Linked DNA regions of Mus musculus: region 1 is linked to region 2. A link is a loop called in an ENCODE intact Hi-C map of the cell type or tissue named here. Cell type or tissue: heart. All regions are shown on one strand. Each heading gives the region's core, and the rest is flanking DNA. Links, peaks and the distances in the headings are about the cores only.

The links. Peaks named below come from ENCODE experiments on the same cell type or tissue, not always from the same donor. Only the 100,000 strongest peaks of a DNase experiment are listed, where the experiment ranks them.
Region 1: it touches region 2 in a loop (4-fold over the local background); 19 of 42 quality-filtered maps call a loop at or near these places.

Annotation. Positions count from the first base shown.
Region 1 is chr17:44,124,777-44,135,703 of GRCm38, reverse strand. It overlaps a transcript of Clic5 not described here. Among named protein-coding and RNA genes, the nearest start is that of Enpp4, 24 kb to the right of the region's middle. In heart, for the core only: a CTCF peak has its summit at 5,056 (motif pointing right); no DNase peak of the experiment used is centred there; H3K27me3 peaks cover 717 bases.
Region 2 is chr17:43,693,826-43,704,752 of GRCm38, reverse strand. Cyp39a1 (cytochrome P450, family 39, subfamily a, polypeptide 1) reads right to left here. Exons shown (of 12, transcript NM_018887.4): 7 at 3,186-3,276. It overlaps Gm25783 (a small nuclear RNA gene), which reads right to left and starts at 6,390; the gene lies at 6,208-6,390. In heart, for the core only: CTCF peaks have their summits at 3,544 (motif pointing left) and 5,265; no DNase peak of the experiment used is centred there.

The sequences.
Region 1 (10,927 bases), core at 2,498-7,497, 430 kb before region 2:
AAAGGAACCCTTTACCCTGTTAGGTGTGCCCGTCAGAGACAGCCCTTACCTTCACAAACAGGAAGATCTCAGGGTTGCTGGAAGCTGCTTCTTTTTCTCCCAACCCAATAGCAGCAGAAAGGCTGATAGAGGAATCCTGGCTTGTGGCAAGCACCTTGCTGTGCTGAACCCTGAAGCTCAGTAAGGAAGGCACGTCTTCCTCGGTTGCTCCTCCATTCTCCTGAGGTTCCCACGGGAGACGCTCCAGGTCCTGGCTTAGTGAATGTGAGGAAGACACGTCTTCCTCGGTTGCTCCTCCATTCTCCTGAGGTTCCCACGGGAGACGCTCCAGGTCCTGGCTTAGTGAATGTGAGGAAGGCACATCTTCCTCGGTTGCTCCTCCATTCTCCTGAGGTTCCCACGGGAGACGCTCCGGGTCCTGGCTTAGTGAATGTGAGGAAGGCACGTCTTCCTCGGTTGCTCCTCCATTCTCCTGAGGTTCCCAGGAGAGAGGCTCTGGGTCCTGGCTTGGTGAATGTGAGTCTCCCATGGAGACATCCCGAACCGCCCGGGACTCTGAAAACACCTCATCCGGCAGGAGGTAGCCATCTGCTTCTGGCTCCAGGGAGGCTGGGGTGGCTTCATCACTTTTCGAGACATACGGTGACAAGTATTCGTACTCCTGGCTTTCTAGCCTGGTGGCATACAGATCATTTTCAGAGTCTTCATGGACTCTGTCATACAAAGGAGCGTCACTTTCCTCCTGCAGGTCTGGAGCCTCATCTGTGCTCCTCTTTTGGATTTTATCATAGGTATCACTGTAGTCTTCATTCATGTTGCTTGGTCTGGCAGATCCTTTCCCAGGCAGAACGGAGTCGGTTGGGTCTAAGGAACGGGCTAAGGGGTGATGCTTTGCCGCTGCACCGCACGGAGGAATCAATGGGCTTTTGAAGTACAGCCCTCAGCAACAGCTATCAATGACAGGTCTCTAACAATCATTTACCGGAGATCTAATAAGCAAACCACAGGTCCATTGGACCAAAGATAAAGTCCATCCACTTGGTTAACTCCTTCACTACTGAAGACAACTCTCAACTAGACTCCGATGTTTCCTCCACACCCCGCAACTCTGAGAAGTTGAAGTATCAATGCAGTCCAAGTTGAAATTCTGAGCAGTTAGCCTCTTGTGACTCACGAGGAGCCCCCTGCTGCAGTTACCTAACTACTGACCCCATACAAGAGTTCCCCACAAGTTAGTGGAGGACTATAAGTCAGTGTAAACCGGTCTGCTTGCGTCTGAATTCAGCACTTTTTCTATTCTTTTTGCAAATACAGCTCTTTGTCATGAATTCCACGCAGCCCAGCTGCCCAGCCAAGGAACCGATTTCATTTACAGCTCTTATCTGGAACCTCCAGTAGGTGATTAAATGGCAGAAGGAAAAGAAGATAAGTGCCTGTGGGCTCATCAATACAGACCACACCAAATGAGATTCAAACATTTGTAGCTTTGGTTTTTATCCCCACCCTACTCCATCCCTCCATCCCTCCATTGTACATGGTTGTCCACAGTCGACAGATGTCCTCTGTGATGCTCTTATGCACGGGATTCTTAACTGAGCTCTAAACAACAGAAATAGAAGATCACTATCCTGGGAAGACAAAGGAAATCCTAACAGCACAGAGCTAGCTATGTGAGGTCTTGGGTGCAGTTGAGCTTAGCTTGAGTTGAGGAAGTTGTAGTGCTCATACACGTGCATAGAACACAGAAATGATCTCCTGACTTATTCAGAAAAGAGAAAGGGCTGCCTGATCTGACTCTACCTGATACCTACAATTCCACTGGGCTCAGGATGCATGTCCATTATAAGCTATCCCTTACTCCGTCTCACATTCTCTCTCTCTCTCTCTCTCTCTCTCCCTCTCTCTCTCTCTCTCTCTCTCCCCGTGTGTGTGTATGTGTGTGTGTGTGTGTGTGTGTGTGTGTGTGTGTGTGTGTGTGTGTATGCCTACATAGATATTCATGTGGGTGTGGGCATATTTGTTCAGGTGCTCAGACATGTGTATGTAGATGCATAGGGAGGCCAGAGTCTGATGTCATATCTTCCTCCACTGCCTTCTGTCATACTTGTTGCAACAAGTGTCTCTCACTGAACCTGGAGCTCATGAATTTGGATAGACTGACCGATCACTAAGCTCCAGAAGTCTGCCTGTCTCCACTTCCCCAGCTCTGGGTTAATGGCTACATCAGTACCCCGCTTTCCTACAGCTACATCTAGCTTTTGCATGAGTGTTCAGGATCTGAACGCATGTCCTCATGCTTGCATCTTACCAACGGAGTCACCTCCCAAGGCCACACCTTCCAAACAGTACCCACTGGGAACCAAGGCCAAGTCTATGGGGAACATGTCATTCAAACCAGCTCTCATAGCAACCTTGTAGACACCCTTGTAGGTTGTAATCACAATGCATTACTCAGGTGTCTGTGGGGACACTGGTGTAGACAAACCCACTGTATAGCAAGCGATATGAAAAAGCAGTATATATAATTGTGTAAAGTAGATAGTACCTGGTAATAATAATAAATGACTATGTTACTGGTTTATGCATTTGTTATACGATAATTTTGTGATTGTAGAGTGTATGTTCTCTACTTAAAAAATAAAATAAAATCTTTCTATAATACAATCTGCCCTGTTAGCAAGCTCACACATGTTATGTTTCTGAGTTCTCTTAGTGGGCCACATTTCAGGAGTGTCTAACCATTTGGTACTATGATAATGTTGTCAGCTACAAGTGTGTTGGGTGGCATTTATTTCATCGAATACAGCTTGGCCACAAGTTACCCTACATCATGTAGATTTGTGTAAATAAAGTCTATGGACATTCATACTATGGAGAAATCATCCAATGGTGGTTGGTTCAGAATTTCTTCTCCTCACTACAGGTGTGCAGGGAGACCGCACAGCTGCCTCTTGGAGAGTCTGTTGTGGAATTCTTCAGATTGGGGGAGGGGGAGTGTTTCATGACAGGGTTTCTCTGTGTAGTCCTTGCTGTCCTGGAACTCACTCTGTAGACCAGCCTGGTCTCAGAGATCTACCTGCCTCTACCTCCCAAATGCTGGAATGTGGAATGTGCCATCACTTCCTGGCTAGACATTTTTTTTTTAATATGAAGAAAACTTTCTGTTTATAAAGGAGACTCACACACATACTATTTTTTAGATAGTGAACACTACATTGGGTGATGTGATTTGTAAATTTAGAATTTTTAAAGGTGGATTTGTGTTGCTGTTGCCAAGCCAAATGAAAATTTAAAAGGCAGAGGATGCTGTTAAGACTGCTCATCAAATCAGGCACTGAGAAGTAGAGCTTCCCTGTGCTAGCTAAGCTATGTGCCCTTCCCAGATGCCAATGCTGTGGTTCCTTAGAAAACACGGATTTACGACCACAGCTGGGAGTCCACCCACTGTAAGGCATGACACATTCAGATGGTGGACAATCTCACCTTCCAGGTAGTGTGCTCAACTGCTATACATATGCAACATTTTCAAGCAGCATAAACAAGCCGAAAGGACAGATGGTACAAATAATGAAACTGAAGTATAGAAAAAGATTGTTTACCAAGACATTTTATGTGAGTGTGGGTGTATGTGCATGTGTGCATTCTTCAGAGAGAGGGGGGGTGCTCATGAGTATTTGAGTACATATGTGATGTATGTACGTAGTATGTGTGCTTTGTACAAGTGTGTGACTGTGTGTGATTTATGCACATGTGTATATGATATGTAGACATGCGAGTGTGATGAATGCATATGAGCGTGTCTATGATGTATGCACATGAGTGTGTGGATACACGTGTGTGTGCAGTCCAGAGCAGGCTGTCCCCTCTAGTCCTCTACTGCTCCTACTGTCTGTCTTGCTACTTTGAGACAGGGTCTCCCAACGAACTTGGAGCTTATCATTTGTTCTCGGCTGACTGGCCAGGAAGCTCTTGGGGCCACACCTGTCTCTTTGCCAAAGCCAGAGGCACCAGCATTCAGTCATGCCTAAGCCATGTGTGGATGCATAAAATTCCAACCCAAGTCCTCATCCTGGCAAAGAAAGCACTCTTACCCACTGAGCTACCTTCCTGCTCCTGAGATATTTCACTTAGTAAAAGTTGTGTAGACATAGGGAGACAGACCTTCACATTGTTTTAGCAACAGGAAATGTGGGATAGGGGTACTTGAGTTCAAATGCAGGTGCTGCCACTCGCAGCCCTGAGGACTCCTGGTCACAATCCTCTAAACTTTCATAATCATTTTTATGAAAATGGAATATCCTCCTCAAAGCATTGATGGGAAGAATAAGTGCAATCTACATTTAAAATCTTAGTATCCAGCAGACTGCATAGGTGTTCTGTGCTAGTATTTTACAACTAAGCACCACCCAGAGTAACATAAGACTTCCAAAAGAGAAAAAAAATGATGGAGAAGTAGGATAATTAATCATAGCATGTTAGCATGTAGCTGCAACCACGTTTCAGGGTGTCAAGCTGATTAGTATGCATTTGGAAACTTACTCTCCTTCAGTCAACCAATCCCTACTAATCATGGTGATTGAAATTTGCACGTTTCAATAATTTCAATCTTCACAAAGTCAATCACAGCCATCATTTCTCATGATGTGCATAGGAACACATAAAATAGGCGGACATATCCAGACCCACTTAAAGACAGGGTTCCGCCAGGGATGAGCCTGAGCCTGCGCTCGTGGTATTTAGGGCACTGGGCCTGTCAGGATGACACTGAATTTTCAGTGCTTACACACACACACACACACACACACACACACACACACACACACACACACACACACACGTATGTGTGGGTGCTTTCCTAAAAGTGTGTTGTCTAAAAGTCAGCCTCAAAATACCACATGCTATAGTTGATCCATGGTGATGGATAATGCACTGAAATTAATGTGAAGATGGTCATTTAAAAAAAAGCAAAACCAAAAACAAATGCAAACGTTTGAAAGAATCATGTTCATATCACTCCAAAAACTGAGAACATCTGGTGCATCAGCTTCCAGAGTCCACGAGGGGGCGCCATTGTCCACCGTATCTGATCTAGCCCCCTAAATCTTGACTACTACTGCTTAAAAACTGTCTCAGAATGTAGTCAACCTTGGGGCTTTCCCCCTAGGTAATTCTGCTTTAAGGAGGGCATCTTCAAGATCTAAACGTTGTTAAACATGTTTGATCGGTGTAAGTCGTGTTGCTTTAGGAATCAGTTTTACTTACAATTCATTTAACAACTCATATTTTAAACGTTTTTAATGTGTGTGTGTATGTATGTATGTGTGAGGAGGGATGAATGTGTGATTATGTGTATATACATTCGTGTGGAGGCCAGAGATTGGTGTTGGACACATTCCTCTCTCCACCTTATTTATTTATTTATTTATTTATTTATTTATTTATTTATTTATTTATTTTGTGGACGCTGATTGGCTACGCTGGCTGGGCATGGAGCTAGGAACATCTATGTCATGTTTTGTTGTGTTTCCCTGTCCCTAAGCCCCAGTTCTTGGGTTATAAATGGGTTATAAATCCCACACATGGCCTTTATGTGGTGGCAAGGTTCGGAACCCTGGCACTCAGGCTTTGGGAGCAGACATTTTACCACTAAGACATCTCCCCAGCCCCTGCCTTTAAAAACTTTTAAAGAGATAAAATTGTGTATACTTATGGTGTACAACATAGTGTGTGTGTGTGTGTGTGTGTGTGTGTGTGTGTGTGTGATGGGTAAATACGCTTAGCTTAGTTTATAGACATTCTATTCTGTGTGGTAAGAACACTTAAACCATGTTCTCCAATCAATTTTCCAACATATAATAATTTCTTATTAACTCTAGTCCCCAAGTGGTACAACAGACCTGTTTAGTTGCTTTCAAAGGTGCCAGGGCAAAATACCTGATTAAGGCACCGGACGGGAGCCAGAGGATCCACTTTGGCTCCTTGCTGCAGGTATGTCTGAGCTGCAGCCTGTGGGCTGCATGCAGCCTGACAGCAATAACCATGGCCTGACACAACCGTAGATGACAGCACCCTGGATGCCCCTGGCAGGCGGCACAGTCTGTTACGGCAAGGAAGGCATGAGGCATGACATGGGAGTGGTTTATGTCTGTGGCAAAAAGACCTTGTTCACATCCAGGGATATCAAGATACTGAAACGTCCTGTGTCTACGGTTAATTTTAGGACCCCGGCCCATTACGCTGTAGCGCCCACAACCTTCCCTCCCTGGGCCCCGGAAACACCCTCAGACACAACCAGAGGTGTGTTGCCTAGGCGGTATCAAATCCAGTCAGGCAGACAATGAAGAGTAACTGTTATAAGACCATATATGAGTTCGTTCTCTGTCGTTGTGGTCAAATATCAGCTTAGAGAAGGAAGTGTTTGTTTTGGCTTACAGTCCACAGTCCACCACAGTGGGGAAGCATGATGGCTGATGGCGGGCAGGGAGGAAAATGTGTATCAGGCATGGTGGCACAAGCAGGGAGCTGAGAGATCACACTATTTATTTATTTATTTATTTATTTATTTATTTATTTAAAATTATTTTTTACACTCCATATTCCATTCCCCAACACACACCCCCCATCCACCCTCTGACTGCTCTACATGCTATACGTCCTCCTCACCCTGTCTCCATGTGGATGCCCCCACCCCACACACCACCTGATCTCTAAACTCCCTGGGGCTTCCAGTCTCTTGAGGGTTAGGTGCATCATCTCTGAATGAACACAGACCCAGCAGTCCTCTACTGTATGTGTGTTGGGGGTCTCATATCAGCTGCTGTATGCTGTCTGTTTGGTGGTCCAGTGTTTGAGAGATCTCCAGGGTTCAGATTCATTGAGACTGCTGGTCCTCCTACAGGATCGCCTCCTCCTCAGCTCCTTTCTGCCTTACCTAATTCAACAACAGGGGTCAGTTGCTTCTGTCCACTGGCTGGGTGCAAATATCTGCATTTGACTCTTTCATCTGTTTGTTGGGTCTTTCAGAAGGCAGTCATGATAGTTCCCTTTTTGTGAGCACTCCATAGTCTCAGTAATAGTGTCAGGCCTTGGGACCTCCCCTTGAGCTGGATCCCACTTTGGGCCTGTAGCTGGACCTTCTTTTCTTTAGTCTCCTCTCCATTTCCATCCTTGTAATTCTTTCAGACAGGAACAATTATGAGTCAGAGCTGTGACTGTGGGATGGCAACCCCACCCCTCACTTGATGCCCTGTCTTCCTGCTGGAGGTGGGCTCTATAAGTTCCCTCTTCCTACTGGGAGAGGCATTTCATCTAAGGTCCCACTCTTTGAGTCCTGAGAGTCTCTCACCTCCCAGGTCTCTGGTGCATTCTGCAGGGTTCCCCCAACCTCCTATTTCCTGAGGTTGCCTGTTTCCATTCTTTCTGCTGGCCCTCAGGGCTTCAGTTCTTTTCCCTCACCCAATACCAGACCAGGCTCACCTCTTCCCTCCACTCCTTACCTACCCCTGTCCACTTTCTCTCCAGGTCCCTACCTCCCTCCCCACTTGTGATTGCTTTCTTTTCCCTCCCAACACATTTTAAAACACAAACATGAAGCAGAGAGCTGTAAGTAGGTCCATAGGTTGAGACTATGAACTCTCAAAGCCTTTACCAAATGATGTACTTCCACCAAGACTGTGCTACTTCGGCTGACATCGCCCCCTACTGGCAATCAAGAGTTCAAACCTGAGCCTATGGGGAACACTTCTCATCCAAGCCGTCACAGACTGCTTGAACTGCTGCCTCCCACCTGAAGCTTTGTATCATTTCACCAACGCGTCCTCACGGGAACCCCTTCCCCAGGGGCTGACAGCCACGATTACATTCTCTGTTCCGGACATTTTGTGTTTTACAGTCTACACAGAAGCGAGTGCATATAAAACAGGGTTTCGGAGCCTGGTTTAATACACTTAGAGCAATGTCTTCCAGGTTCAACTATGTAGTTCGAAATGACAAATTTTTTTTTAATTTAAAAAACCAATGAGTTCGAGGCCAGCCGGGTCTACAAAGTGAGTTCCAGGACAGCCAGAGCTATACGGAGAAACCCTGTCTCGAAAAACGAAAGAACCAAAAAACCAAAAAAAAAAAAAGCCAAAACAAAACAAAACAAAACAAAACAAAACAAAACAAAAAACCCAAACCAAACCAAAAACAACCCAAAACTAATAAGGCTGCATTTGTTTGAACACAATGAATTTGCTTTATCCATTCACCTCTTGGTAGAAACATAGGAGAATTCTTGATCTTGTCTATTATGAACAATGCTGTAATACAACATGGAAGTGAATATATATATATTCTTGGTAGACCTTAAAAGATATCTATTCACTCCAGCTAGCTATCAAAATATCTATTTGATGACAGACCAAAGAATTGTTACCCCCAAGTCTAGGTCAATGGGCCTGTGAGTTTCCTGGGGTTACTTACAGGAGTGTGGGTGAAGGGTAATTTACAAAGGTATGGATGACTCTGTAACAACCCCATGACATAAAAGCCCATGCCAGCATGGGTGATGATTTATGGAAGCTCTCCTTAGCTCCATGCTCAATTTGTAGTCAGCTCCACAGGAGAATCTCTGTTCCTCCAAATCACTACGGATGATGCAGCTCTGCTGAGAAGCCTTGTGGACCTTGATACTCTCTGAGCTTCCCAAACCATGGCTTTACATGTTTGCTTAGCCTCTGGCGCCTCACACACCTTTCTCCTACCCACAGAAGGCAGCATATCAATGTAGAGGAAATAGCTAAGCAACCACCTACCAAACGGATTGTGTTACATACATCTATCTATCTATCTATCTATCTATCTATCTATCTATCTATCTATCTATCTAGAAACTTTATTTATATTGTTTTTATTGGATATTTTATTTATTTACATTTAAAATGTTATCCCCTTTCCTGGTTTCCCCTCCAGAAACCCCTATCCTGTCCTCCCTGCCCCTGCTCTGTGAAGGTGTTCCTTCAACCACCCACCCACTCCTGCCACCCTGCCCTGGCATTCCCCTACACTGGGACATGGAGCCTTCACAGGACCAACGGCTGCTTCTCCCATTGTACTGCTTCTCACAGCGGCTGTGCTAATTTCCATCCCTGTCAACGGTGCACACAGGCTCCTTGCTTTCCACATTCTCCACTCCGTCTATCTCCTATGACTTTGGGAAGATCCACTCTATAAAGCAGAGTGGGAATGGCTTAAAGTTTCAAAAGGAAAGGGGGCCGAGCCCATTGGCTTTTCTACTGCACAAATGTAGACAGGGTTTACAACAAGTTGTCCGGGGTCAGGGAGGCAGGAAGTAAGAAAGCAGCTGCAGTCACAGTGGGTTCGCACCAGGGAATCCTCTCTTTATTCCACCTCTTAACATCTCGACTTCCACTGCAAACTATTATGGACTAATATGTTCTCCTTGCACCTGCTGAGGAAACAAATTCAGACGGTATTTTTAAATATTGCTTACTTCAAAAGTCCTTTTACAGAGCCTTTAAGGCTTTTCCCTCTATTTTTCTCTTTAACAATCCCCCCACCACACACACACCCCAGGGTTAGTCAACAGAAGTTTTGGGGTAGGGCCTGGAACTCTGCACTTCTAACCAGTGTCCGAGGGATACAAGCACTGCTGGTGTCCAGAACACAGTGAGCGAAACCATCTCTGTATGCACAAAAGATGACCGAAAGCTAAAAGGCAAAAGCAAAATATAGATCAAAACTGTAGTGGATGAATTTCTGTCATTGTGACGAATGCCCACCCAAAGGCAACTTTAGGGAAGAAAGGGTTTATTCAGCTTGTCATTCAAGGTCACATCATTGCATGGACGTCAAGGCAGGAACTTGAAGTACCTGGTCCCACCCACAGTCCAGAGGAGAGAAAGAATGAACACACGCTTGCCTACTATGCTCGGTTTATAGTTTCTACTCTCACAGGATTCAGAACCCAATCCAGGGGAAAGATGCAGTGTAATTGCGGGCTGGGTCTTCCTGCATCAGTTAACATAACGAAGACTTATCCTCCCACAGATGTGCCCAGAGGGCAGCCTGATCTAAATCCCTCACTAAGACTCTCTTCACACGTGATATTAGATTGTGGCAAGTTGAGTATTAAAACTACCGTCATGGATGGGTGGTAAGACAACTCCAACCAATATGGCTGTAATTAAAAACTGGATAACATGAAGAGCCCATGAAAATGTGCAAGTGCCCGGACTCTTGCATACTCTTAGTAGAAAGATAAAGGGCTGCATCTGCTTTGGGGGAAATGTGGCAAGATTCTGAGCTTCATTTACTTGTGAGATGTGGTCTCGTCCTGAAGCCTAGGCTAGTTCTCAACTTTCCAAATGCTGCAACCCTTAAATATATGTTCTCGTGTTGTTGTGACTCATCAAACTATTTCATTGCTACCTCATAACTGTAATCTTGTTACCGTAGTGAATCATAATGTAAATCTCTGATCTGCAGGATTATCTGATATGAAAACCCCAAAGAGGGTCGTGACCCACAGGTTGAGGACCACTTCTTTAGAGTCAGCTTCCTGCCTGCTGGAATTGCAGATGTGTGTCACCACACTCAACTTTAAAAAAATAATTCATCTCACACATCTCTGCCCTTTCAATTTCAATTCCAGGAATTTATTAGACATGAAAACGCACGTCCACAGAGATCATCGTAATTCATAATAGCCCCAACTGAAACTAGCCCAGATTCCACTAACTGGTACATTGATCTGTGGTTTGTGATGTCGCTCTAACATTCGATGTTAGCTACTCCTTCTATGCCATGGGATACGACCTCTACTGGTTCACATTCTTCCATGAAGGTGCAGTCATGAATAAGTATGGATAAATTTATGTTTTGCATTCAGAGACACACCAGACACAGAAGAAAACGTAAAATGTGT
Region 2 (10,927 bases), core at 2,443-7,442:
GGGATTGCCAGACAGTCTGTGGCCTGGCTGGGAACACCACCGTTTCTGGCTATGCCTTCCTGGCACAGCACGTCCAGCTCTTCTGGAAAACCCATGACATTTTAACAAATGTATTGAGACCAAAACAAACAAACAAACAAACAAACAGCCTAGATGTGCAGGAGTGAGATCCTGCTGGAAACCCTGCTGACGATACACAGAGACAAGCAGAGCCAGAGATCTGGAGAAGGAAGCGGGGCCAGTGCTGGGAAATGAAAGGGGTCACAGGTTGGAAAGGAGCATGGGTCGGCACAGCATCAGAAAAGGTGGAGAGGAAAAGGATGGGACAGGATGCATCTCCCCAGAGTGTCTGCTGTGATCTGCCAACAGTGCGCTCTTCATATTAGAAATTTCTAGAAACGACTCGGGAGCAGATGGCCAAGTAAAATGAACAAGGCAAGTTCTTGTGTTAATAAAAAAAGGGGGGGTTGGGGGCAGAGCGTATGCTTCTCAGGGGAAAGAGAAAGGCTTCAACGGAGATGGACAGAACCTTTGAATTCCTCTCTCTACATACTGAATCCATTTCCTATACATTCTGCTGTGGAATAGATGACAAGACCTTTTTAACCTAACTGCAGAGCCTGTGGGCACACAGTGTGGTCATCCCTGCTGTCTCTTCCTCTAGATTCCTACCTGTCTAAACCCCTTCAAATCCCTGCCCAATTCCATCTTGCCAATATGGTTGAACATGATGGCCTAATCAATACATCCTGGCACTGGTGGTTGTCCACATTCAACTCTGTTGTGTTTTTTGTATAGAACTTGACGCCTGCTAATAGTCTCGGTTTATTTATGTACTACGTTGATGTCTTTCTTTCCTCCCAGAAGACAGACAAGAAGAATGTAAACACTGTCAGTGTCTTCCACACTTCTAAAAAAAGTGGGGATCTTAGTTCTGAGGGGCGCTGGGAGAAATATCTTTAAAGATTCATCTTTGCAGCCACCAGAGGCAGTAGACAGTAGCTGGGACAAACAGCAGGTAAATTACAAGGATGAAACTCAAACTCTAGGGAGCCAGGTGTCTGTAGTGGCTCTGACGAGATCTGTATTCCTATACAAGCAAAGGGCCATGCATTTGTGCAGGGCTGTACTCACACTCAAGAAAGCTCGCTGCTGGGGCTGCCCATGAGGCTCTGCACACGCAGAGAGCAGGAGCAAAGGCAGGATTCTCAGTGGCTGGTGGGATGCTGAAAGCACCGGACATGCACACAGCGGCACAGAGATTCATAGTATAAGTAAAGAAACCACTAAACTCACCGAGCTGACTTCAGGGAGCACACATGACAAGTACTGTTATATCAGGATCTGAAATCACATCAACAAACTTCTCACAACACATCTCTCTCCCTGGAGGCTGGAGAGATGGCTCTGTGGTTCACAGCTGATGCTGTTGCTCTTGCAAAGGACCCAAGGTCAGCTCCCAGAACCCACATCAGATGGCCCACAACGGCCTATAACTCCAGCTGCAGGAGATGTGACTCCCATCTGTGGGCACCTGCTTTTGCATGTTTATACTCACATGCAGATACATGTATAGTCATATGTTTAAAAGTAAAAATAAGCTTTAAAGTATAAAATAAATATCTTTCTAGATATATCCATTTATCATCTAGCTAATTATATGTGTAACAACCTATCCTCTAGCCATCTATCCAACCATTTCTTACTGGCTCTGTTTCGCTGAAGAGTACTTGATAATACAGCAACACTCTAATATTCTTCCTTTGCCATCTTCCTTTGTATAGATTCATGGTTATCTTCCTCAATATCATGGCCTTGTGGCCTCCCCCACATCTAAATTTCTGAGCCATTACTATGACTTAGCCATAGATGCTTCCAGATCTATTTTATTTATTCAGAGCTCCCTGAGCTACCTCCATCTCCATATTTATTTAAGTTTTACATTTTTATGAGTTGTTTTCCATTCTACAGTAATGACTTAAAAATGGAAGTCAGTGAAGCTATTACCATGAAACCCTGTTTGAAGGAATGATTTCCTGTTAAGAGAGAATAACAAGTTTTAAGAATACGTCAGGGTACAGAAGGAGCAAAGGGTTCTGTCTCCTTACACTGGAGCTGTGTCTAAGAGCTCCAAATTCAAACCCTGTGGACACTCAAGATTAATGTCACACTCCAGTTGTGACCTCTAGGTCTCTTGGACCCTCCATATTATCCCTACCACTCTCATTCTGGCCTTGTACTCTCCAAAGGCCAGGATTCTAGAGAACTTTATGTCAGGAAAGACTCCAGTAAATGTGGACAGACTGTGTGAGTCAGGGTGTTTGTCGTTTGTCTGTAGATACACGCTCACCTACAATCACACTCCCACCTGCAGACACACATCCACCTGCAGACACAAGCTCGCCTGCAGACACAAGCTCACCTGCAGACACACACCCACCTGCAGACACATGTCCACCTGCAGACACAAGCTCACCTGCAGACACATGCTCACCTGCAGACTCATGCTCACCTGTAGAGGCACATCCTCACCTGCAGCCACGTGCCTACACGTATGCAGATATGTACCATTGCATATCTCTGATCAGCTCTGCAGACCTGAAGCTCTGTGTAGGCCAATAGCCTTTTCTCATATTCACCAGAGTGCTTCTGGGATTCCAACTGTGAGCATTGCTAGTTCTCAATGATTCTAGTGCTCACATCTCCACATGATAAAAGCATAGCACTGCTGGGTTCACCTTCCAGGCTGGCATGACCAGAGCAGGGCTTAGGTACCCAGTCAAGTTTGTTTGGTTTGGATAAAAACTCCAAACAAAATATTTTCAAAATGGTATTTTTAGCCATTATACAGGAGGCGAGGGAGGGACAACTTTAACTGGCATCATATCTTATATAATAATATACTTTTTGAACAAAAAAATCAAATTATTTTTAATATTTCATACAATAGTCCATGACTTTACACACTAAGCACTGGGATTACCAGTGTGTGTCACAATTCGAAGCCCCCCCCTTTTTAAGTGGGTGCTGAAGAATGAACAAGTATAGGTCCTCACGCTTGTGCAGTGGCATCTTACCAACTGAGCCATGTCCCCAGCCCGAATCCCTGATTAAAACATGGCAGACATTCCCGATCAAACCATACATACTCCATGCGTCCTTGATTGTGTAAATTAATTTAGTACCTGCAGTGCCAAACACAGAAGATATGCTTTCTAAAACAGTCCTGTGGATATCGGGATGAGACAGGATATATCCAAGTGTCCAGAATGCAATCTGCAAAAGAGGAACACATACAACATAAAACTGTCTTACCAGGTAAATGCAGGCGGAGTCAGTGTTAGCCATAGACAGTTGAAAGAAGCAAGAACAGTGTTCCAGCTCCAACGATTAGGAGCTGGAGAGATGGCTTAGCATGCAAGAGCACGGGCTGCCTTCCGAAGGAAGGACACAGGTTCCATTCTCAAAACCTGCATCATGGCTCACAGCCATCTCTAATTTCAGTTCTGGAGGATCTGATGCCCTCTTCTGGCCTCTGTGGGCATTGCACACATGTGGCGCTGAGACATATGTGGGTAAAACACCCATACAAATAAAATAAAAATAAAGGGGGGAAAAACATTTTTTAAAACATGCTACTAAATATCACCATTAAAAACAACTAGATTTTATAAACAAGAGCGGTATCATATACCTTTTAGAGGTCAAATCTATAACTGATTATTGCTGTAGTTTAGCTTTGGTATTTATAGAGAGTTTCTTTGTTGAACTAGGGAAGGTTCCAGATTGTATTTACTAGCAAACAACATAAAATGTCATGTAGGCATACATTAAATATTCAGAACAAATCGTAATACTTAAGAATGTTAATACAACATGAAAACATTGTCATGATTTAATTTCCTTAAAATACAAATGTAGCAGCAGACAGTGGTAGCACACAGCTATAATCTCAGCTCTTGGGGAATAGAGGCAGGGGGATTGCCGCAAGTTCAAGGACAACTTGGTTTGCCTGTGACTGTGTAGCAGCCAGGCCTAGACAGCAAGACCACGTGGAGAGCAAGAAAGAATGTGTGAGAATGAACTAGGGGGTTTTCTTCTTGCACGTGAAGCATATTAATTTTAAATAATCCCAGGAAGCCACACTTAAATCTCGTTAAGTAACTTATGAGGCGCTGGAGGGGTAGATCAATGCTAAGACACTCGTGTGGTATGGACCGACAAGGCCACAGGCTCAACACCCAGCACTCTCCCACACCTCACCCAAGTACATCTGTACCTTCAGAAGAGCAGTCAGGTGCTCTTACCCACTGAGCCATCTCACCAGCCCCCAAGTACATCTGTAAAGCCTTTCTTTTTGGCCTATTAGGATTATTTGGTATATAATGTGATTTTTCAATGCCCAGTGGTAACTCAAGGTAATGCATGAATGATTTCATACTTGCTGTTCGTAGGAGCGTGGAACCTCAGTCTAGGCTTTTAAAGCCAAGCTGAGCGCAGCAGCTTTCCATATAGATTGGACAGCAAAGATCTCCATTAGAACCGTAATAAATCATAAATGTCTCCTACTGAGTATACTACATCCATCGTTTCCATCATCTAAGAATCCTGCTTCCACCCCGGATCACTCAGCCAGCCAGCTTCAAATGCTTCTATGAATTAGCTTTTTTTGTCTGCACTTCTGTCCCCAAAATAAATGTCCTATAAACAGTCTTCACGCTTATGATTTTATTCAAGGGCTAACATATTTTTGGAGATGGTTTTCCTTCATTTAATACTTATCACAATAAATTATTTTGAATTAAAAAAAAGAGTCTTTCCTATCTCCCCTATATAGAATATGTAAGATAAAACCGTTCATCTTAAAAAACGTGCTTCCAGCTGAGGACAGAAACACAGGGATGCATAAAATCCTGAGAGGCTTGGATTTCCCTTTTGCTTTCTTTTCCCATAAGCATCTACTGTGTTAAAGAGATCATGAACTTGAGAAGTAATGGAGGTGGGTACAGGGGGAGTCAGGGAGCACGGGCAGGGTAGAAATACTGCAAACTCATGTATGAAATTATGAAAAATGAAAAATGTAAAGAAAAATAAATAACCATAAGTGGCACCAAAAACAAACAAACAAACAAAACCACAAACAATTCTTGAAATCAATTCTTAGGTGACCGAGGTAACAGTCTGTATAACTTAAAGTCTTTTTGTTGTTGCTTTGGTGAAACAGGATGTCCCTTGAAATGATCAACTACTCCCCCGTGTGGTCAAAGGAGGAAGTGCAGCATTGAAAGGTGCATTAAGCTGGAAGCACAGGGGTGAACAGACGAACACGTGCGATGCAGACATTCTAGGGCAGCATCTGGATTAGGAAGGGCTCAGCCTGGAGATTATCTAGCTCATCTTCACACAGTGCCCAGGCCACTGTCGCCTTGGTCCCTCCTGAGGTTCTTCCTCCTGTGAGCTACCAGTGGAAGTGATAAGCTATTGGATTTGCTCAATAATCACGCTACGCTCAGTTCGTCGGATTTGAAGTCAGAGTCCTCGCTGGGGAAAGAATTCCCATGATGCTCCTTGATCTTCAGCAGCACAAGAAGGGCTCAGAGTCCCGTGTGCCTAACTGGTTTTGAGAATCACAAACACCGGGTCCCATTTATTTTTATGGCAGACGTTAGAATTCAGGTCAGTAACAAATGTCTGCACAATGGTGTCCAGTGCTTTTTTTTTTTTCCTTCACAGATTTCTTATTTTTAAAATCTGATGTTTTCTACCTTTAAGACAGAACTTTTGAGGACTATTGAGCCAGCTAAGAGGTTAAAGTACTTGTCACTCTCACACAGGACCTGGGTTTAGGTCCCAGCACTCATGTAGCAGCTCACACTACCCAGAAGTCTAGTACCAGGGGGACTCTGATATCTGCTGATGGCCACAGGCACTAGGTATGTACCTAGTACCTATGTGCGCTAGGTAAAACACTCACACATAAAGCAAAATAAATAAACCAAAACAAAACAATCTACTTTTTTATAAATGATACAGGATGGTAATTCCAGCACCTGGGATGTGGAGGTAAGGAGTTCAAGGCCATCCTCCCTGACGTAGCCAGTGTGAGGCCAGCCTGGGCTAGGTGACTACATGAGGCTTTGCCTCCCCCTACAATAGTTAAGGGAGAAGAAGTACTTCTTTCTTTCAGAAGTCCCCCACACACACTAAGAAGGGTTCCCCAGAGTTGCTGCAATAGCAGATCACTTAATGGAGTAGTCAGAGAAAGTTTCCATTCCGTCGAGTTCCAAAAGTCCATTTAGTATGTTGTCCTCAAATAGAGGATGTGTCCGATATTAAACTGAGAAGAAAAGGCAATCACATTTCACCTTAGCCAAAAGGACAAGAAGTGATTTCTTTCCTTCTTAAAAATAATAAAAGTGTTAGGCAGTGCCGCATGTGCCTATAATACTAGACTCTACTTGGAAAACTGAAACAAAAGGATCGTGAGTTCCTTTTGTCTGGGATGTTGTCTCAATAAAGAAAAAAAAAAATAAAAACAAGCTAGTAAAGAGTTAATTAAAATGTTTCTACATGATACTGAACGAAAAAGCAAAATTGGCCCTAAAGTCATTGACACACCTTTGGAAAAGGATTTCAAGTGTGCTGCCCAAGGGAGTAACAATATTATGCCAAAAAGGTCAAGTCTATTGTCACAGTGCAGAAAGGAGAGCCACCAGTCACTAAAATACAGAGCACCAATGAAAAGCCACTTGTTGGAGAGTTAAGAAGCAAACTGAGAAGAGATAAGGAAGGAGGCCCTGAGGCTGGCTGCATCCTAGGAGGAAATGAGTTGTGCATTTCTGCAACAGTATCCAAAAGATGTGATGGATGCTGAAGGAGTCTTGGAAGTACTCTATGTAAGTTAATTGCTACCTGCTGTTTAAGGTCACCGAGTAGCTAGCCCTGGAAGTGGGGTTGGTTCTCCTACTTCAGACACTAGTGTGTTAATGCCAGGGGTGCTCCAAGCCCCCATTTGTGAGGAATAGGGCCTCTCACTCTGTGACAAGGAAGAAAGACAATAGACATTAAAATAGCTCAATCAGCCCTGTGACCTTGGGAACAGCAGGAAGACAAACCCTTTCTAACAGTTGCTGCCACAATTTATCCCATAATGTAAAAGTTTATACAGCGGGAAAGAGAAGAGGGAAGTAGAGCAATGGTAAGCTCACCTATGGAGAGCTAGTTCAAATGGGAACTCTAGCTGCCTTAACTTCCCCCATTGGCTTCTGAGAGGCGTTGTGAGCACCTAATTTGATGTCATCTCTCTATGTTGCTGTTCTTTTACTTGGAAGCCTCACCTGTGAGAACACTGCTCTGGTTGAGACTCTTTCTGTGGGGAATTGGCACTGGGTATCCATCCATCCATCCACCCATCCACCCATCCACCCATCCATCCATCCATCCATCCACCCACCCATCCATCCATCACCGATCAGTCATTTACTATTTATTCTTTTAGTTTGACTTGTTATATACTTAAGAAATGAACTCATTTAAAATTCAAAGTGATGGCTATCCTAGGTCATTTTCTGAAACAAGTAAAGAACAAATCTTTATAACATTCCAGATAATGTTCTGTCAATCACATATGGGCCACCATGCCATTAAGTCTGGGAAGAATGAGGGCCACAATGGCTGCTGAGCATAGTTAAAACTTCAGAGAAGCAACAGATGAAAATGACCCAAGTCAGCTTTGGTATTGTTGGCTTTTTATTGAGTACTGTTCTAGAAAGTTCATTTTCTATCGAGGAACACCTTAGACGTAGGAAATGGCCTTTCAATCAAGATAATCTCATGAAGTATAGCCAATACCTTGAGATGATCTATCAAAGTACATGTAGGCCACAGCAAAAACTCCTGATGGGCTGGTAGCAATCCCGTTCTAAAGAACAGGCTGTGAGTCCCATGGGCTTCAAGGTAGGAGAGAGGAAATACTATCACATCTGGGCCCAGAAAATGACCAATCCACAACTTATAGCTCTTAGAGCTTCTTTAGAAATGGGTGATCCTAAAAGCTAAGATAGTAGAGCCATGCCCCTCCTGACCATTGATACATTATGGTGGCTCATGGGGAATGGCCCAATTAGAAGGTATGACCTTGTTGGGGCAGATGTGATGTTGTTGGAGGAAATGTGTCACTGGGGTGGGCATTGAGGTCTCAGATGCTTAAGCCAGGCCCAGTGTGACATCTTTCTCTTCCTGCTGCCTACCGATCCAGTGTAGAACTCTCAATTACCTCTCCAGCACCATGTCTGCCTGCACACCACCATGTTTCTCACCATGATGATAATGGACTAAACCTCTGAACTAAAAGCCAGTTTCAATTAAATGTTTTTCATCATAACAGTTGCCATGGTCATGGTGTCTCTTCACAGCAATAAAACCCAAACTAAGACAGAAGTTGATACCAGAAGTGGGGTGTTACTGTGATAGGTCTGACCATGATTTTGTTTGGAGAAATATGGACTTTGGGACTTTTGATTTGGAACACAATTGAACCCTTTAAATTGGGCTTAACTTACCATCCTAGTAAGAGCGTAGAAGACAGTGGTGTGGAGGATGATTTGAACTGTGGGGTGCTGGCTCAAGATGCTTCAGAGGAGAAGAGTATTTGCATGTAGCCTAGAGACAGTTCTTATAATATTTTGGTGAAAAATGTGGTTGCTTTCTGATCTTGTTAAAAAAATAAAAATAAAAAATCTGCCTGAGGCTAAATTGAAGAGTTTGGGATTAATTGCTTTAGCAGAGGAAATCTCAAAACAGCCTAGTATCATCTCTGTCATGTAGTTATTATGGCTTATTCTTATGAAGTTCTGTAATGAGATGGAGCAAGCTGAGCATGGAAAAAATACAAAATGTACAATTCAAGGAGAAAAGAGGAACCAGGAAATGGAATGGAGCTAAATGCTGTGTTCAAGGGAAAAAAACAGGTGAAAGAAAATCCTGATGTTAAATGGAATAAAGGGAGTGGTGCCCTAAGGACAAGATCCCACCCTGCTAAGCTTCCAACTTGTGAAAGGGAATTAAAGAAAAGTGTAGGTCCCAATGTGGTGGTTTATGCCTTCAATCCTGGCACTCTGGAGGGAGAGGCAGGTGGATCTTTGAGTCTGAGGCCAGTCTGGTCTACAAGTCAAGTTTCAAGACATCAAAGCTTGGGCCATAAAGGAAACCATTGAAAGCAGAAAGCTAGCGAAGACATAATTGAACAAGGGAACCATGTTTGAGACCCAGTAAGCAGCAAAACCTGGCAGCTTTGGCCACATAGTTGTGAAGCCTCCCTCCCTGACTAAGGAAAGCCACTGAGGTGTGTTTAAGAGCATCCTTGCCTGAAGGCCTAGAGAGGCCACTGTTTGAAGCTGTGAAGGTGAAGCCTTGACTGCCTTGAAGACCCCAACCTGTTGGAGATGCCAGACTCATGGGATACTTACTGAAGAAAGCTGCTAACAAGGAGTGGTACCAGCCCGAGAGAGAGAAGTGTGTAGCAGTCAACAAGGGTGAAAGGAGTTGGAGGTCTGAGGAAATCTTTGACATAAAACACGGAAATAAGAGTTTGAAATTTGCCCAGCTGGCTTAAGGTTTTGCAGTGGTCCAGTATCTCCTCATTATGATTCTTTGCCTTCCTTTTGAAATGGTAATATATATCCCGTGCCATTGTATGTTGAAAGTATGTGATCTGACTTTCATTTGGATTTCACAGGGGTTTACAATTAAGAGATTGCCATGAGTCTTAGAAGAGATTTTGAACTTTTATCAGGTTGAGACTGATATGGGGACTTTTAAAGTTGGTTTTAATGCATTTCTGCATTTTGATACAGCTATAAGCCTATGAAGACCAGGGTGTATAATGTGGTGGTTTGAAAGAAAATGGCCTCCATAAGCTCACAGGGAATGGCACTCTTAAGAGTGTGGCCTTGATGGGAGTATGTGTGGCATTGTTGAAGGAAGTGTGGCATTTATCTCTTCCTGCTATCTACTGACCCGGATGTAGAACTCTCAGCTCCTTTCCCCAGCACCATGTCTGCTTGCACACCACCATGGTGATAATGGACTAAACCTCTGAACTATAAGGCAGCCCCAGTTAAATGGTTTCCTTTATAGGAGTTGCCTTGGTCACGGTGTCTCTTCACAGCAATGGAAAAACCCTAAGACACCTACCTAAGACAGGAGTCAAGAGTTTGGGACCCATGGCAGTCTATATTCATTATTAGTGGACCATTGAAAGAAGCCTTTGATTTCAGTGAGGGTGATGTTTTCTGCACAGCACACTTAATGAATGAGCACCAATTTTGTTAAGCACTTTTTATTATTTCCAGTCAAATCCTCCAACCATCCTTGGAAGTGGTTCAGATGAGGACACAGATGCAGACTGGGAGAGGTTAAAGGACTGTGTAGCCCACTGTCACCCAGCTATGGGAACTGGCTTGGGATCTGATGCAAAGGCCTTTCCAAGGTCTCTGCTCATGCGTCAGACTGCCTCTGGGAGGTGCCAACAAGGAAGGTCCAGCAAGATGAAGCTTTCAGTCATCATGAGACACATCTTTTCAGACCAGTGCCAGGTCCACTCTCAAAGGACAGACCTCTGTGTCCGATCAATAGTGCTTTGTGTGGCTTTCCCCAGGGGGACCTTTCTGGAGAGATCCTGAGAACTACTCCTCTGACTGTAGCTGTTGTGTGCATGTTTGGGAAGTTGCTCTTCAGTGTTGATGTAGCTCAAACAGTTAGTTGAGAAGAGTCAAAAAAGAATATCGGACCAATAGAGTAGGGGGAAGCATAGGCTTGTCGTGTGATGAAGTATATATTCTCTCGGGCGGCACATGTTTGAGTAGCAGTGTTGGAATATCTGCCTCTGTGCTCTAGTCTGTACAGTGGGTTAAAAGAAGTAGAGTTA